Linked DNA regions of Mus musculus: region 1 is linked to region 2. A link is a loop called in an ENCODE intact Hi-C map of the cell type or tissue named here. Cell type or tissue: left cerebral cortex. All regions are shown on one strand.

What was found. A loop is a pair of places that touch in the nucleus more often than their neighbours do. Peaks named below come from ENCODE experiments on the same cell type or tissue, not always from the same donor. Only the 100,000 strongest peaks of a DNase experiment are listed, where the experiment ranks them.
Region 1: it touches region 2 in a loop (2.0-fold over the local background); 1 of 42 quality-filtered maps calls a loop at or near these places.

Annotation. Positions count from the first base shown.
Region 1 is chr2:31,696,862-31,700,861 of GRCm38, reverse strand. It overlaps a transcript of Abl1 not described here. Among named protein-coding and RNA genes, the nearest start is that of Gm13427, 10 kb to the right of the region's middle. In left cerebral cortex, a CTCF peak has its summit at 2,461 (motif pointing left); no DNase peak of the experiment used is centred here.
Region 2 is chr2:31,739,881-31,743,880 of GRCm38, reverse strand. It overlaps a transcript of Abl1 not described here. Among named protein-coding and RNA genes, the nearest start is that of Abl1, 18 kb to the left of the region's middle. In left cerebral cortex, a CTCF peak has its summit at 1,767; DNase peaks (open chromatin) are centred at 1,514 and 1,954; H3K27ac peaks cover 443 bases.

The DNA of each region.
Region 1 (4,000 bases), 43 kb after region 2:
AGGCCATAAGCAGCTGGAGGTAAAGATCAGGAGTTCTTCAAGGTCAGAGGAACTACCATATCAGGGCAAACCTGGGAGCTGTCTGACTAAGCCACTAGCGCTCAATAATCAGCAAAAGGAGATAAAGGCACTGCTGAACCACGTGGGAGTGTGCTCTGCTTAACAATGACCCTACCGCAGGAACACAGCCCACACAGTCCAGGCAATAACTACTCTCCCAAGCAGGTGACAATGGGGGTTTCCAGGCAAGTCAACTGGGCACAAAGAGCCACCACTAGCTGATGCTTGTGTTTCCTGCTGTTATATCAGACACACACAGTGCCCAACACAAAGTAAACTCTCATTCCACATGTACTGAACACCTAATCTGAAAAAAAAGGGGGAAGGGGGGAGATCGGAATTTTTTGTTTGTTTGTTTTGTTTTGTTTTTTGAGACAGGGTTTCTCTGTGTAGCTCTGGCTGTCCTGGAACTCACTCTGTAGACCAGCCTGGCCTCGAACTCAGAACTCCGCCTGCCCCCTGCCTCCCAAGTGCTGGGATTAAAGGCGTGAGCCACCACTGTCCGGCAGGAATCAGATTTCTTGACACATGAAACTATACGAACAGGATTTTTATCAGCAAGACCAAGGATTGAGTTCAAAGGAAAATAGAACGTTCTAAAAGCCAAAGATCAGGAAAAGATGGACATGAAAGCAGCTGGAAACCACAACATACCTGGTGCTGCACGTCCACCAAGGGAACAGGCCTCCTCCAGTCTTTATGTTACTTTACTAGGCCCAGGATCAAAGTGATCAATAAACACAATGCCATCCTAGAAAAAAAGCTTTGAGTATCTTTAACTGGATCTAGAAATGAACAAAACTGATTCTAAATTGTGTATGGAAAGGAAAAAGAGGAAGCCAAGCCAGCACTGTATGTAAAGCTGGATGCTTCCTTCTATCAGATACTAAGATTGGCTTTAAAGCTACAGGGATACAGGTGATGTAGATGGCATAATGGGACAAACTTGGCAGTGAATTAACAAAACATAGAGCTCCCAGACACTCGCGGGCACGTGCGTGCAGTGTGCATGTAGAGGCCAGAGGTTGGTACCAGGTGTCTTCATCTCTCTCTGCCATAGGCACTGAGGCAGGTTTCCTCACTTGAACTCTGAACTCCAGGACTCAGCTAGTCTAGCTAGTCATGGCCCAGGGATACCCTATCTCTGCCTCCTGAGTGCCAGGGTTACAGGTGGGCTTCTGCTCCTATTTACATTTACATTTACAGGGCAGATGAGTATATGGATTCCTGTCCTCATGACTGAACCACCCTCTCAAGCCCTGGTAAGGCTCTTTTCAATGAAAGTATGAGGTAAATATGGAAGGAGGGAATAAAAAAAAAAAAAAAACTGGGCTGGAGAGATGGCTCAGTGGTTAAGAGCACTGACTGTTCTTCCAAAGGTATTGAGTTCAAATCCCAGCAACCACACAGTGGCTCATAACAACCCATAATGAGATCTGACACCCTCTTCTGGTATGTCTGAAGACAGCTACAGTGTACCTATTTATAATAATAAATAAATATTTTTTTAAAAAGTGTTTCTGGGGCTGGTGAGATGGCTCAGTGGGTAAGAGCACCCGACTGCTCTTCCGAAGGTCCAGAGTTCAAATCCCAGCAACCACATGGTGGCTCGCAACCATCTGTAACGAGATATGACGCCCTCTTCTGAAGACAGCTACAGTGTACTTACATGTAATAAATAAATAAATCTTTAAAAAAAAAAAAGTGTTTCTGAAAATAAAAAAACAAAAAACAAACAAACAAAAAAAAAACCAAAAACCCTTCACCAATAAAGATCAAAATTCATTCCAGGCAAACTGCACAGTACAATATAAGGTAAAGTGTCACAACCTCCTTGTGACCTTTGGATAGACGCTATTTTTCATGCAGACACCCCCCCCCCAAAAATCACTAAATCAGACTACGTTAAAAATAAAGATGAGGGGCTGAAGAGATGGCTCAGAGGTTAAGAGCACAGAATGCTCTTCCAAAGGTCCTGAGTTCAATTGCCAGCAACCACATGGTGGCTCACAACCATCTGTAATGGGATCCAATACACTCTCCTGGTGTGTCTAAAGACAGCTACAGTGTACTCATATACATGAAATAAATAAATCTTTAAAAAAAATAAAGATGACATGTCAAGGAGCAGCAGATGGCAGTGTACACAGATGGCATGGCCATCCTAAACACACTCTTGTATGCTAACTAAAACAGTCAATGAATGTGTTGCTTCAGAGAAGACAGCCAGAGGCTGCAGAGGTGGCTCAGCAGTTACAAGCCCTGGCTGCTCTTTCCAGAGAACCCCAGTTAGGTCCTAGCACAGATGTTACAGTCTCAGGGGCTCTGCTGCTCTTTCCAGAGAACCCCAGTTTGGTCCTAGCACAGATGTTACAGTCTCAGGGGCTCTGATGCCCTCTTTTGGCCTCCACAGGCACTGCACACATATAGTACATCAACATACATGCAGGCAAAATACTCATATAAAGGAGAAAAATTGGTTTATTTATTTGTTTGTCTTTTAAAGCAATAACAGTCATTTTGCTTTAATTAGTCTTAATGTTTTTAGACCTTAAAATAAATGTTGACTATATAGGGAAGGGGGAAGGGTTGGTTTGTCTTTAAGATTAATAAAACAGATAAGCTAGCCAAGCATACTTTAAAGTTCAAGGAATGGACTAAAAGGGAGAGGGAGGGGAAGGAGACAGGATAAACACAAATTATCAATATCAGGAATAAACTATAGATATTAAGAGATGATCCCAAGAAGGATGGGAATACGGATCATGTGGTAGAGTGTTTGCCTAGCATTCATGAAGCCCTGGGTTCCATCCCCAGCACAGCATAAACCAGGCATGATGACACACATCTGTAATCCCAGCATCAGGGATATGAAGGCAGGAGGATCAGAACTCTAAGGCCTGGGCTTCATGAGACCTGTCTCAGAACAGAACAGAACAGAACAGAACAGAACAGAACAGAAGGAGGATAACAAGGGAACATTGCATGGGGAAAGGTTCTAGGATGCTGAAGTACAAGCAGCTCAGGTTCCTCCAGCAGGAGGAAGGTGCTGGCCACACAGCCCACACAGTGCTCATCATTTCTACTCCAAGGTCAGGACAGCGCTTCACGGAGGTAGTGACCCCATAGTCAGGTTTCAAGCTGACAGTCACTACTACCTCTTTATATTGTAACCTAATTTTATAAGTTGTATACAAGTTACATGAACTAAAAATACAGTATTCATTCATGCCATGAAATATGGCCAAATATTTAAAGGAAAGCCTGACACCTGCTACAGCAGGGATGACCTTGAAAACCCTAGACTAATGGGAAAGGGCAAATTCAAGAAGACAGAGAGTATAGCAACACAGGAGAGGAAAATGGGAATCACTTTGTGCATGCTGTTTTTCCTGCATGTCTGCCTGGTACTCTTGGAGACTATACAAAGGCACTAGACCCCTGGAACTGGAATTAAAGATGGCTGTAAGCCACAATGTGGGTGCTGGGAATTGAACCCAAATGCTCTGAGCATCTTTCCAGAGCCTAGTATTGTTTTTAACAAGTATGTGGCTGGGCGTGGTGGCTCATGCCTTTAATCCCAGCACTCGGGAGACAGAGGCAGGCGGATTTCTGAGTTTGAGGCCAGCCTGGTTTACAAAGTGAGTTCCAGGACAGCCAGGGCTATACAGAGAAACCCTGTCTCGAAAAAAACAAAACCAAAACAAACAAACAAACAAAAAAACAAGTATGTGGTTCCATATTCGAGATAGTAAAAGCTCTAGAATGCATAATGGTAATAGCATAGTGTTGTTAATAGGTAATGTCACCAAACTGTACAGTTAAATTGGTTCTTTTTATGAGTATTTTGCCATAATAAATAAAAAAGAAAGAAAATATACTCACTGGAAAAGACACCCCAGAATATTGCTAGGTGTATAAAATCCCAGAATCCAGAGGA
Region 2 (4,000 bases):
TCTATACAGGTGCCTGTGAAAGCCAGAAGAAGTGCTGGACCCCCTGGAGCTGCAGTCACAGAACAGCTGGTTAAGCCTGTCAGATGTGTATGCTAGGAACTGAACCTGGATCCTCTGTAAAAGCAGCAAGCATTCCTAACTGCTGAGCCTTCCGGCCCCACTGCAAATGTCTTTCCACACACAAACATGCATGCTATTGAATCCGACTGTTTATGATTCTGATGATGAGAGAGACGACACTGCCCATTATATGTCCTTTAAAGGGCCTCCCTCTAAGCCATGTTACAGTCTTACATATTTCATCCCAGAAAACCTGTTTAAGTGACAATGTTTATGGACGGGGAAAGGTAAACAATTCTTGGGTTTCTCTTGTGCCTAGAAATTTTTATTTATTTTCAAGACAGGGTCTCAGTTAGCCCAGACTAGTCTGGTATTCAGCATTCAGCAAAGATGGCCTTGAAGTCCTGATCTGTGTTTACCTCCCACCTGATGGAACTACAGGTATATGCCACCACAGCAGCTACTAAACTTTAATTAGCTGATAATTAATACAAATTACATGAAGAAATATGAATATGTCTACAACAAATGTGATTTATCTATTTATTCCTTAAGAAAACTGTTCAACTCTAAGGAATACTGACGAATTGTGTCCTAGTTGCTGGCAATGTTGAACACGTCAAACATCAATAGCTTTACCCCTGCAAAGGACAGATACATCTTTTAGGAGAACCAGTAAGTAGGGTTAGAGAGATGGCTCGGTGGATAACAGCACTTGCTGTACAAGCATGAGAACCCAAGTTCAGCTCCCAGTACTCACTTTAAAAAGCTGGGTGTGGCCACACCACAACCTCGCACTAGACGGAACAGAGATGAGGAGACGGAGGGCTTGCCTGTCATCAGCTGAGCTCCAAGTTCAAATGAGAAACCCTGTCTCAAAGAAATAGTATAGATGATAGAGAAGGACACCTGATATCCTGCTTCAGCCTTCAGGAACACACACATGTGCAGCTAGCACAGGCGCACATGCGAGTGCACACACACACACATGTACAGCTAGCACAGGCGCACATGCAAGTGCACATACACACACACACAAAGGAATAAGGCGCACATGCGAGTGCACATACACACACACACACAGACACACACACACAAAGGAATAACTACAAATAGATGATAAACAAAATAGAAAAGGAGCATTTGAGTCTCCTGTCTGTAAAATGACTGAGTTACCCACTCAGACACCAAATCTCTTTCCTCTTTATCATCAACGAGACTTATTAACTTTCTGAGCTTTCTGACATTTTGGGGACTTGTGTTCACAAAATGTTCCATATTTTTACAAAGTCGTCTTTATAATAATTTTACTTATCATTGTGTTTCTAAATTACTGCCTTTCCCAGCTGTCTGTGATTTTGCCAGCACAGCCCCATCGAGAAAGCTCAGTATCCCTGGCTTGGTGAGTCAGAAAGGGGAAGCCAGGAACTGTGAGTCTTGACAGGAGTGACGTAACCCTGGAAGGGAAGCTGGGAGCTGCAGCCCTCACTGTGTCTCTCGAGAAGACTAAACGAATCCAGAATTCCCACGACGGAACTTGAGACCATCCAGGATGCAATCAGAAATGCTGGCCACATAAGGCATTGGGGAAACCATGCCACTGTGTAGCCCAGACAAGGTCCTCCTGGTTTGGAGCAGCTCTCCCAGCTGTGGCATGGGTGACTGGAGGTTCCAATGAGTGAGTGAAAATCTCACTGCAGTAGGTCAGGAACCCCAGCAGGGGACAGAGACAACACAGAGACTCAATGGAAATTCCAGAACTGAAAAAATAAAACACAAGAAATAAAAAATTCACTAAATGTGCCTAAGAGCTGATGAGAGAGGGAGGAGGAGGAGGAGTGGAATACTGAGAGAGATGGGCAGGAGCAGCCAATGGCACGGAGGCTCCCAGCTGCCATCCCAGCATGTGGGAGAGGCAGAGAATTGGGTATGCACATATGCAAGACCAGCCTTGGCCTACACAGTGAGTCTCTGCCCACTTCCCAAAGGGAGTCACAGATAGAAAACCAATGCAAACAAGAGAAAAAAAAAAAAAAGACTAAAAATAAATAAATAAATAACCCAGAGTAAGTTCTAGATGATACCAAGAGGCCAATATGGAAAGCTAGACTTGTAAAAAGCAGAAAAAGAATGTGGGACTCAGAAAAAAACAAGGATGCATACCGGCTACACTTAATGACATATAGAAACCCGACGTAAACCACTAAATGAGCACAAGAAGAAACAAAGCAAGCCACATCAAACACCCTAGGCCTTTGTTAAGTTGTGTGTGTGTTTGTTTGTTTGTTTGTTTGTTTCTTAAGATAGAGTTTTACTGTTGCCCAGGCCAGCTTCAAAGCCACATCTTCCTGTGTCAGCCTTCTGGGAAGCTGAAACTGCAGACAGACACCACCATGGTCACTTTAAGAGCAAACACTGAAAGCAACCATAGAATGATCTAACAAAGAAAGGGAACACTGATTTTTCAGAAAATATGATGATCAAGAAAGTTACACTTGGACCCACACAGGCTTCACAGCTAAAAGTGAGGATGGCTTTTTCAGAGAACCTGAGTTTGGTTCCCAGCACCCATGTCAGTTGGTTCACAATTGCCTGAAACTCTGGCTCCAGGGATTGCAAACACCTCTGACCTCTGGGGACTCTGTACTCACATGCTCATACCCATAAAGACACAGACTCAAATACAGAGCTCAAAATAAAACACATCTTTAAAAAAGAAAGAATATTGTTGTCAATTTAGTTTATTGCTTATGTTATTTGGATTCCCAAATTACACAGGAATCTACCCCATCGGGCCTGGGGTAACAAAGATAAAATACAGTTTAGTAAGTAATAATTCAAGAGTATCGGAGGGGAGGCGTTAGCAACATGGAAGTTTGGGAGCGGCCCAACCATTGAGCTGCTTAGGGCATATTAAAAATAAGACAAAACACCCATGGAAGGAGTTACAGAGACAAAGTTTGGAGCTGAGACGAAAGGATAGACCATCTAGAGACTGCCACACCCAGAGATCCATCCCATAATCAGCCTCCAAACGCAGACACCATTGAATATGCCAGCAAGATTTTGCTGAAAGGACCCTGATATAGCTGTCTCTTGTGAGGCTATGCCAGTGCCTGGCAAACACAGAAGTGGATGGATGCTCACAGTCAGCTATTGGGTGGAACACAGGGCCCCCAATGGAGGAGGTTAGAGAAAGTACCCAAGGAGCTAAAGGGGTCTGCAACCCTATAGATGGAACAACAATATGAACTAACCAGTACCCCCAGAGCTCATGTCTCTAGCTGCATATGTAGCAGAAGATGGCCTAGTTGGCCATCATTGGGAAGAGAGGCCCCTTGGTCTTGCAAATTATGCCTCAGTACAGGGGAACACCAGGGCCAAGAAGTGGGAGTGAGTGGGTAGGGAAGGGGGGGAAGGATATAGGGGACTTTTGGGATAGCATTTGAAATGTAAATGAAGAAAATACCTAATAAAAAAAATAACAAGGGGCTGGTGAGATGGCTCAGTGGGTAAGAGCACCCGACTGCTCTTCCGAAGGTCCGGAGTTCAAATCCCAGCAACCACATGGTGGCTCACAACCATCCATAACGAGATCTGACTCCCTCTTCTGGAGTGTCTGAAGACAGCTACAGTGTACATACATATAATAAATAATAAATCTTTAAAAAAAAAAACAAGAAAAAATAAGGCTCTGTGTGTGTGTGTGTGTCTGTCTGTCTGTCTGTCTGTCTGTCTTTCTTTCTTTCATTCAAGAATCCACAACATTGGGGCGGTAGCGAGAAGCACACATGCACCCACCCGGAAGTTAAGAGCCGATTAACCATACTACTGTTCAGAATACTTCTAAAGTCTGCAGTAAGGCAGGAGACAACCAACCAGATAACTCAGAGTTCTAGATACTCTTCAGGAATGAAGGTCTGGGCTAGGGTTGTAGCTC